Linked DNA regions of Mus musculus: region 1 is linked to region 2. The links are chromatin loops, found by intact Hi-C in ENCODE. Cell type or tissue: heart. All regions are shown on one strand.

Region 1 (5,000 bases), 130 kb after region 2:
TTTGGTGTTCCATTCAGCATCCTGTGGGCTAACATCTTCAGGCGACGTGGAGACGCGGAAGCAGTAGCTCTACTCCAACATATGGACCCCACCTTACTTATGAGGATCTTCTAACTATCCTGAACCAGGATGCCCGCGCATGTGTTGGGAGTGGCTTTCCTGATTGACAGCTTTTACCCCAGGCTTTGTTTCTGTTTCTGATTTAGCACGGAGACTCCACGGCATCAGCATCTTCGTCCTGGTGTTCACCAGCCCCTGCCCTGGCCTCTTCTCAGCCTGAAGAGAGAAAGATAAAGACATTGCCCCCCTTCTGCAAACTGCTCTATTCCTCTCTGACCTCCTCTCTCTCAAGTCCCTGGAGTTTGCTGACCAGTTTGGTAGTAGCTTTATACTCCTGCATAAATTTTCCCTCTTTCTTGGCCATTTTTGGTCATCCTGTCATCTTTTTTTCTTGTTTGCTGGTCTTTGTCTGCTTGTTTGCATGTTTTGGGGAATGATGTAATGGTTTCCACTATTTTCTGTTTGTCTTTTTATTTAATTTTATTTTATTTTTACGGAGAGATGTTATTATCCAGCTGTTCTCTACCATCATTTAAAAATCTTTTAAAAGCAGATTTACTTAGTATTAATTGTGTGTGCACTAACTGCTGAGCTATCTCTCCAGCACTCATAGCACCTTTTCAATAATGTTAGCAATACCTGCAGATATTCTGTTCCCTCTCAAGACATGCCCAATGGTTCGCGCATCGCTCACCCATTGTGTACCTCACTTATGTTAGGCACCGCTCTTCAACCTTACTGTTTTCACAGAACAGAAACTATGTTACACGTCAGCATGTGTTCACGTCCCACTTTATTATTTTTATAAGAAAACAATGGATTTATAGAAGGTAATTTCAATACCTCGAATTCAAGAACGTGGAGTAAACTTTTCTAGATTATCAGGTCAATGGACCAGGTGTTATGGACCCTCCTTCAGAGGCTCAGGCTTTGAATACTCATTTCCTAACTTGCAGCACTGTTTTGAAGGCTGTGTAGATTTTAGGCTGTGTAACCTAGCTGGCAAAAAGTAGGTGACCAGGGGTCTGTCTTTGAAGGACATACCTGGCTCTGGTTCTAGGCTCTGCTCTCTGCCTCCTGTTTGTACCATGTTAAGAGTCACTGCCTCATACTCCTGCCTCTAAGCAGGCAGCTACTCCTGATGCTACATCTTCCTCACCACGGTGGACTGAAACTTCTGTGGAACCAGGAGCCAAAGCAGGTCTGACCTTCCCGAAGTTGCTGCTGTTAGGTGTTCAGTCACAGTGAGAATAAAAGTAATGTAGAACTGGTACAGAAGAAATGGGGCCACTGGTGGGATGACGGAACCTTGTGTTTGACTTTGGAGTTGGGTTACAGTAGAAACTTGAAAGAGTCTAGAGCTGTGGGCTGTTCCTCCACCTCCACTGCTGTCAAAATCTTGCCACTCAAGGAAGTGGGCCTATCTATAGGAAGTGACTAGTCGTGGGGGCTGAACCCTCATGGATTACAGGAGCTCTAGGGGGACCCTGTTTATGAATAGGATGTGATGACCCAGAAAGACAGTGCCAAGATGAAAGGGGTCCTCAGTGTCTCTAACTCCACCAGCACTTGGATATTAGACTTCCCAACCTCCAGCCCAGCGGACACAGAACCTGAAAGTCACACTCAAACCTGGCACCTGGTTGCCAGCAGGGTTTCGGGGGCTGTGACGCATGGAGCCTCCTCTAGGAGCCTCTGCAAGTACGGGTCTTTCTGTGGGTCCCTTCGGGGCTCATGCATGAGTTCACCACTGTGTTTCAAGACTCATTCTTTGTGAATCTGTTTAAACTGTACTTGAAAGGTTCTGTCTCAGAGCCCAGCGTGTAAGCTTCTGGGTATACTTCCAGCTAATGCCCCACTGCCCCCAAAAGCTACCCCTTCCTGCCAACTTTTTAGTATTTGGGGCATAAGTTCACTCAGGACCCCCTCTACGGAGTGTTGACATTCTCAGCTTTAAAACCTGCTGCTTATCTGAGACCTGGAGGCCACAGGGAGACCAACTGTACAGCATGTTGTTAATTCTTTCTTTCACTATCACGTTTAAGTCAGCAACACCCCCGAGGCACTTCCCTTGCTCCACCTCCGCCATTCAAAAGGGAAAGCCTACAGAGCTTTGTTCATAGTGCTAAGGAAGGGCAGGAAGACAGAGTTGGCGAAAGGGTTACCTCTTGCAAAAGAATATAAAAAGTTACTTTCTACACAAGAACACCTGCTTAACCGTCTCCCAGATAAGAGAAGTCAGCCGACTCTTGGAAAAGCCCACACAGCTGGAAACACTGCTAAACTCAAGCTTGGCAATTTCAGGAAACAGCATTGGAACGTAAGGGGCGCGCCCTCTAGTGGCCAGAACTGGAACTGCTCCCACCTACACCCATGTCTCTAATCAGAGATCCTGGAAGATGAACCATCCTTAAAGAGGCGCAAAACCAATTCTCAACAATAACAGAACTTCTGGGGGAACCATCATCCCTGACCGCAAGCTGTACTACAGAGCAATAGTGATACTGGTACAGAGACAGACAGGTTGATCATGGAATAGAATCGAAGACCCAGACATAAAACCACACACAGACACTCGATCTTTGGCAAAGAAGACAAAAATATACAATGGAAAAAAGAAAGAATCCTCAATAAATGGTCTAACTGGCAGTATGTAGAAAAAAATGAAAATAGATCCATATTTGTCACCTTGTACAAAGCTCAAGTCCAAGTGGATCAAGGAATTCAACATAAAACCAGATACACTGACTCTAATTGAAGAGAAAGTGGGAAAGAGCCTCCAACTCATTGGCATGGGGAAAGGGGGAGGATTTACAAAACAGAACTCCAATGACTCAGGCTCTAAGATCAAGAATTGATAGATGGGACCTCATGAAACTAGAAAGCTCTTTAAGGCAAAGGACACTGTCAGTGGGACAAATTGGCAACCTATAGATTAGGGAAAATTTTCTTCACTAACCCTACATCCGATAGAGGGCTAATATCCAAAACATATAAAGAACTCAAGTTTCCTCCAAACAGTTCTTGCTTATAGAGCTAAACAGAGAATTCACAACAGAGGAATCTCAAATGACTGAGAAGCACTTAAAGAAATGTTCAAAGTCCTTAGTCATCAGGGAAATGCAAATCAAAACGACCCTGAGATTCCACTTTATACCAATCAGAACGGCTAAGATCAAAAACTCAGGTGATAGCACATGTTGGAGAGGATGTGGAGAAAGAGGGACACTCCTCTATTGCTGGTGGGATTGCAAACTGGTACAACCACTCTGGAAATCAATCTGGAGGTTCCTCAGAAAATCAGAAATAGATCTATCTGAAGACCCAGCTATACCACTCTTGGTCATATACTCAAAAGATGCCCCACCATACCATAGGGGCATGATGCTTCAATCCTACTTGGGAGGGAGAAGAAAACAATCACAGGAGGCAAAAGGGGGGGACCTTGGTGGGAGGGAGGGAGGGAGGGAGGGAGGGACCTTGGTGAGAGAGGGGAGGGGAAGAGGGAGTGTAAAAGGGGAACATGATCAGGTGTGGGGTGGTGGGGACAGGAGAGAAGCCCTGAGAGCCAGAAGAATGGATGGAAATATGCAACCTGGGGGTGGGGAGATTGGGGAAACCTCTAGAAAGTAACCGAGTCCTGGGAGGTGAAAGACTCTCAGGACTCAAAGGGAGGGACCTTAGATGAAATGCCCAACTCATTGCATCTACCTCCAGTAGAAAGGCAGGGCATCAACTGGAGGGACGGGGTTGCCATCCCACAGTCAAAAACTCTGACCCAGAATTGTTCCTGTCTAAAAGAACTGCAGGAACAAAAATGAAGAGGAGACTGAGGGAAAGGCGGTCCAGTGACCAGTCCAAGTTGGGATCATCTCAAGGGGAGGCTCAAAGGCCTGACACTCTTACTGATGCTACGTTGTGCTCACAGACAGAAGCCTAGCATGGCTGTCCACTGAGAGGCCCAACAAGCAGCCGACCAAGACAGAAGCGAATACTTAGACCCAACCAAAGGACTGAAGTCGGGGACTTCTGTGGTTGAATTAGGGAAAGAATGGAAGAAGTTGAGAAGGGTGACCCCATAGGAAGACCATCAGTCTCAACTAACCCGAACCCCTGAGATCTCTCAGACACTGAGCCACCAACCAGGCAGCATACATGAGCTGGTTCACATATACAGCAGAGGACTGCCTGGTCTGGCCTCAGTGGGAGAAGATGCATCTAACTCTTGGGAGTTGAGGCTCCAGGGAGTGGGGAGCCCTGGTGGCAGGGAGGGCGGGGGGCGGCGGGGGGTGTGTGTCAGTGGGGCGTGGGAGGGGCATCTTCTTGGAGACAGGGGGAGGAGGAATGGGATGAGAAACTGTGGGCGGGCAGAGTGGGAGGGGGCAATGACTGGATCATACTTTAAGGCAGCCCACACTTAAATCATCTAAAGAAAGGCTTGCCCTCTGGGGTTTCTTTTTCCCTTGGAGACAGGCTTTGTCTCTGCATTCTAGCCTGGAACATACCACGTGGTGGTCCAGGTCATCTTCAAAATTCCTGCAACATACTCCCTGCCTCAGCTTCCTAAGTGCCAAGGAGACAGGCATGAGACGCCGCAGCTGGCTGTCCTGTGCGGTCAGTAGAAATATTCCCCAGAGGTACGCTATGGCTTCTGGATCTAGATGTTGGCTAGCAGTCTTGTGCAGATATTAAATGTAGGACTCAGTTTCAGAACCAACCCTGAGCAAGGCTCCCCTGGACTACACTGTTACTGTCTTTTCTCTTCCATAAAGGCCTACAACAGATCTGGGACCACTCAGAAAACACTTGTCACACAAGGAATTTTTTTTTTAACACTTCCAGTGTGTCTATGATCCAGAGTTCTCACCACCTACCTGTTGAAATGCAGGGATGTGTTGAAAACCAACCTTTTCCTTGTATAAGCAATGACGGCTTTACTC
Region 2 (5,000 bases):
CAAAATACATATAAGTACAATAGTTTTAAGACAGAAATAGGTTAATATAGACTTAAGCATGAGGGTTGAGGGAGAGAAGAGAGTGTTTAATTTAGTAAACGCACAAATAAGGTTTCCTTACCCTACTCCCAGGGTCTCAAAGACATTTCTTTCCCCTCTCATTCTTCAAGTAGAATAGCATCAACTTTTGAGATGAATCTATATTTGACATCAATGTTGTCATGACTGTGTAAATAGTTTCTGAGGCTGTAGATAGGTCCAGGTGCGATTACACTTATCATTTACCTTCATGGACAAGTTGTTCTTCCAGTAGGGATAGCTTCTTGCTGTCCTTCCCCAAGGGAAGGCTCGTCCATGTCTGAGAGTGGGTAGGCCTCCTTGTTATGCCTGAATAGCGGAGGACTTGGGATTCTGAGCTGGAAGTCCAACAAATGTCAAAGGCTGACCTTCTCTTTAGTTTTCAGTGTTGCCATTGAGTGGTGTCTGAAGTCCCATCTTGACTTGTGACACCCTCACGTGTGCTTGGTGTTTTTCACTGTGCTAGACACTCAGTGAATGTCTTGGGCCAGAGAGCCTTGGCATCCACAAAAAACGTTCTCTGGTCACTGCTCTGGAAACCCCTTCCCACGGCCTTCCCCTGTATTTAAATAGACACCCCTCAGGCTGCAATCACTCCTTTGGGCCCAATTTTGCTACTTGCTGGTTCAGCTCTCTGTTGTTGTTGTTGTCCTAACTATTGGGAGATTTCCTCAACTTTCTGGATGCTTACCAGTTTTCTGCCCTTGCCTTTTTACATTCCAAAACTATATTTGTCTTCAAAATGCTCCATCCAACAAGAATATTCTCTTCCAGCCTATCAGAGTAAATAAAATATATAATCATTTACTTTTAACGTTTATAATTATTTAGCTCAACTAATAATTTAAGTTTTAGATTATTTAATTTATTCTTTGTGAGTTTTATAGACCATGCTTTCATCATATTTATGCTCAACTTGTCCAAGACCCACCCCAGCTCTTTACCACCAATTTCATGTTCCTTCTTTATTTTAATTTTATTTTATTTTATGTCATTTTACTTTATTTTGGGGTTTTTCGAGACAGGGTTTCTCTGTATAGCCCTGGCTGTCCTGGTACTCACTCTGTAGACCAGACTGGCCTTGAACTCTGAAATCCAACTGCCTCTGCCTCCCAAGTGCTGGGTTTAAAGACGTGCACCACCACCACCCATCCTTATTATTGTTTTTAAAGTAACCCACCAACCCTAATTTGTATTGTCCATATGTTTTGCTTGGTGTGAGACCACCGACCATAGCATGAGCAACCTCCCAGAAGCCTCACAAAAAACCCTGATTCTCCTTTCCCTGGAGGCTATCACCTGTCTGTTGTAGGAAAACAAAAACAAAAACAAAAACAAAAAAAACCCAAAAAACAGCCCAGAGCTTCTTCCCCCACCTTAGACCATTTATGTTCCGGGATGAAAGAAACACTACAGCCTTTTATATTTTTAAATATGCCTTAGGCAGCACAATAGCCATGCAGTTAGAACCTACCTTCCCATCGATAACCCCAAGCCATCAAAGTAAATAATGAGACAATGCCCTAACAAAGCCTCACTATTTACTGTGTTCCATCTGGGCTGCTCTCAACTCCAACCAGGCAGCCCTCTGGGCCCTGTTCTCTTGGACCCTAGCCCATGGTGGCTCTTCTCCCTCCTCCCTCTTCCTGGTTGGTGTTCTCTCTCTCTCTCTCTCTCTCTCTCCCCACCCTCCTCCTTAGGTTGGGGAAACCTAACCCCACTTATTCTCTTCTACTCAGCTATTAGCGGTTGGTATCTTCATTCATCAATCAGAATTAACTTAGGGGTCAGGTTCCAGAGGCTGTGTGCAGACTCCAGGTCTTAGGGACCTTGCATTACAACAGACAGTAAAAGACAAGACCTCTACAGTCCTTAGCAACTCGGTTAGAGGTGGAAGAATAGGAACTCCCTCCCCTACACAGGATATCCGGATCCTATTGCCTTGAGGAAGCATTCCACACCCTTGCTCTAGACGTTTTATTTGGCAACCTATAGCTTCTGGAATGAGCATAATTCCCTGCATAGGTTAACTCCCACTAAACTTTTAGTGTATATGTGTGTGTAGCTTACAAAATAGTGGCATTCCATATTGTTTTTGCAAACGTCATTAGTGTTAGTTGTCCCTCCCTCCCCCTCCCCTCCCATACCTCTTTCCGCTTAAGCCTTCTCCCCCTTTATTTCCACTGTTCAGTTCACACCATCTATGTTTTACCATGTCCTTTTCTTCTAGTTAGCTTTCTAACACCGTAAGAAAACACCAGGACCCAAAAGCAACTTAGAAGGAAAAGGATTTCTTTGGCTTACACATCCCAGTCCCAGTGCATCCTGAAGGGAAGTCGGGTCATGAATGTGAGGCAGGAACCTGGAGGCAAGAGCTGAAGCAGAAGCCTTGGAGGAGAGCTGCTTACTGGCTTGCTCCCTATGGCTTGCTCAACTTACTTATTATAGCACCCAGAACCACCTGTCCCGGGGTTGGTACTGCCCAGAATGATTCAATAATTAATCAAGAAGTGACCCACTGGATTGCCTACTGGCCAACCTGATGGGGCAACTTTCCTGTTAAGATTTCCTCTCCTCAGGTGACTACAGTTTGGGTCAGGTTGACAAAAGCTAGCACATCTCTTTAAGAACCCCCTCCCTCCTCCTAAACAATGGTCCCTTTCTGGTTTCCTGGTTCTACTTGAGAATGAGAACATCCTTTTTTTTTTTTTTTTTTTTCTCTTCTGATTCTGGATTACATCATTCAGTAGAAATGTTTTTCTAGCTCCATCCGTTTACTTTCAAGTTTCATTTTTCTTTAAAACAGAATAAAAGTCCACTGTATACAGGTATCACATTGTTATTATCTATCAATGAGTAGAAACTTGTCTTATGTGCTAGTTATTGTGAATAGAGCAGCTATGAACATGGATGAGTATGTGTCTCTGCAGTAGGAAGGAGTCCTTTGTGTCCACGCCCAGGAGGGCCATCTAGCAGATCTATTAGTCGTTTTAAGAGGAGCAGACACACTGTGGGAACAGTAGCTGCACCAATTTGCACTCCACCAACAGCATACAAGGGTTTCCCTCTACCCCACATCCCTGTCAACATATTAAAAATGTGTATTTTGGGCATCTTTGTCAAAAAATAGTTGGTTTAAAGTGTGATGTAGACTTCATCCGGGTCTTTTTTGATTCTATTCGTTGATCAAAATGTCTGTTTTTGTGCCAGTGCCACACTGGTTTTACTACTATGGCTCTGTAGTATAGCTTGAAATTGGGTATGCCATACCTCCAGCAGTGTGCAATTGTTCAGAATTGTTTTGGCTTTGAAGAATATACTGCTAGTTGGGATACAGGAAGACTCAAACACCACCTCTCAATGTCTTGAAGAATTTAATAAATTTAAAAATAATATTTTAGTTATAATGTAATTCATTCAATAATAATTTAACAAATTCAAAAATAAATTTAACATGTGCATATACTTATGATGCTTACCTATAATGTAATTTATAATACTGTCACTATATATTGATTTACATCTTCTAAAACTTTATATACATGGAGTCATATGTATTGTTTACGAATGGTCTTCTTTGGCCCAGTGTCAGTATTCTGAGAGTCACTCAAGTGTTTCATTCCTTTTAGTTCCTACACCATCTTCTGTTGTAGAAAGTGTGTGTAACACATTGTGTATATCTGTCCACCTGCTGATTGGTGTCTGAGCTGTTTCCAGCATGGGGGTGGAACAAATGAAGCTGCCGGGGCATTGGTGAGCAAGACTGTGTGAATCTGAGCCAACACAAAGAACAGACTAGCCATATCCTAGGGTAGGTGCTTGGTTACCGCTTAAGAAACCAACTGCAGTCATTGTCTGCTACTCTGTAACCAGTGAACCCCAGTATTAAAACCACAACTGTGTTATCTCAGGATTCCCGTGGGGGACGAGGCAAGGTTCAGCTGAAGCTGAGTGCTAAAGCGACGTCCATGCTCTCCTTGTCCAGTGATCTACCCATCTCTGTGTGTCTATGTCTCCACCACCCACCACTAACCCGCTTAGCCATCTCTCTGTTTAATTCCTGTGGCTGCTTAAAATGTCTTAAATGTTAGGCAGGGAAAAGCACTTCTTTAAAAGAAGTAAGTTCACTTCTTTTAAATTTGTTTTGCTTCTTGTAATTTCTTTGCATTTCCTTCTAAGTTGTAGATATTTTGTTACCAATTTCTGCAAACCGACCAATGGGATTTGGGCTGCTACATTGTTCTTTACATACCAATTTAGAGAAATCTGTCACTGGGATGATCCTGTACCTTCTGAGCATGATGAGTGTGGTGTCGCTCCCCAGGTTAAAGCGCTTCTTTAATCTCTGCTTTGTTTGCAGTTCCCAGTGGGAACGTGTTTTCTTTTTCTAGACAAACAAAACAGTTTTTCCTCTTTTTAAAATGTCATTGATCCTGTGTCTCAGCTGTTGTGAATGGCGGGATACTTCTGAGTTTACAGTGTCTTTGATGTACTTTCACTTGAGTGCACACACCACAAGATCTCTTCTTTTTTTTTTTTAAGATTTATTTATTATTACATGTAAGCACACTGTGGCTGTCTCTAGACACACCAGAAGAGGATGTCAGATCTCATTATGGACAGTTGTGAGCCACCATGTGGTTGCTGGGATTTGAACTCAGAACCTTCAGAGGAGCAGTCAGTGCTCTTAACCGCTGAGCCATCTCTCCAGCCCCCAAGTTCTCATTTCTTGAAGAGCATTCGTCGTTTTTCCACAGTGGCTGTATTAACTTCCATCCCCAGTAACAGTATATGAGAGTTCCCTCTCCCTACTCTTGCTATTATTTGCCTTTCTTTCTTTCTTTCTTTCTTTCTTTCTTTCTTTCTTTCTTTCTTTCTTTCTTTCTCTCTCTCTCTCTCTCTCTCTCTCTCTTTCTCTCTCT

What was found. Hi-C counts contacts between places; a loop is a spot of excess contacts. Peaks named below come from ENCODE experiments on the same cell type or tissue, not always from the same donor. Only the 100,000 strongest peaks of a DNase experiment are listed, where the experiment ranks them.
Region 1: it touches region 2 in a loop (2.0-fold over the local background); 3 of 42 quality-filtered maps call a loop at or near these places.

The regions. Positions count from the first base shown.
Region 1 is chr7:65,702,305-65,707,304 of GRCm38, reverse strand. No RefSeq gene overlaps it. Among named protein-coding and RNA genes, the nearest start is that of Gm33234, 11 kb to the right of the region's middle. In heart, a CTCF peak has its summit at 2,405 (motif pointing left); a DNase peak (open chromatin) is centred at 2,404; H3K4me3 peaks cover 704 bases; H3K27ac peaks cover 708 bases; H3K27me3 peaks cover 340 bases.
Region 2 is chr7:65,832,378-65,837,377 of GRCm38, reverse strand. No RefSeq gene overlaps it. Among named protein-coding and RNA genes, the nearest start is that of Gm20684, 27 kb to the left of the region's middle. In heart, no CTCF peak of the experiment used is centred here; no DNase peak of the experiment used is centred here.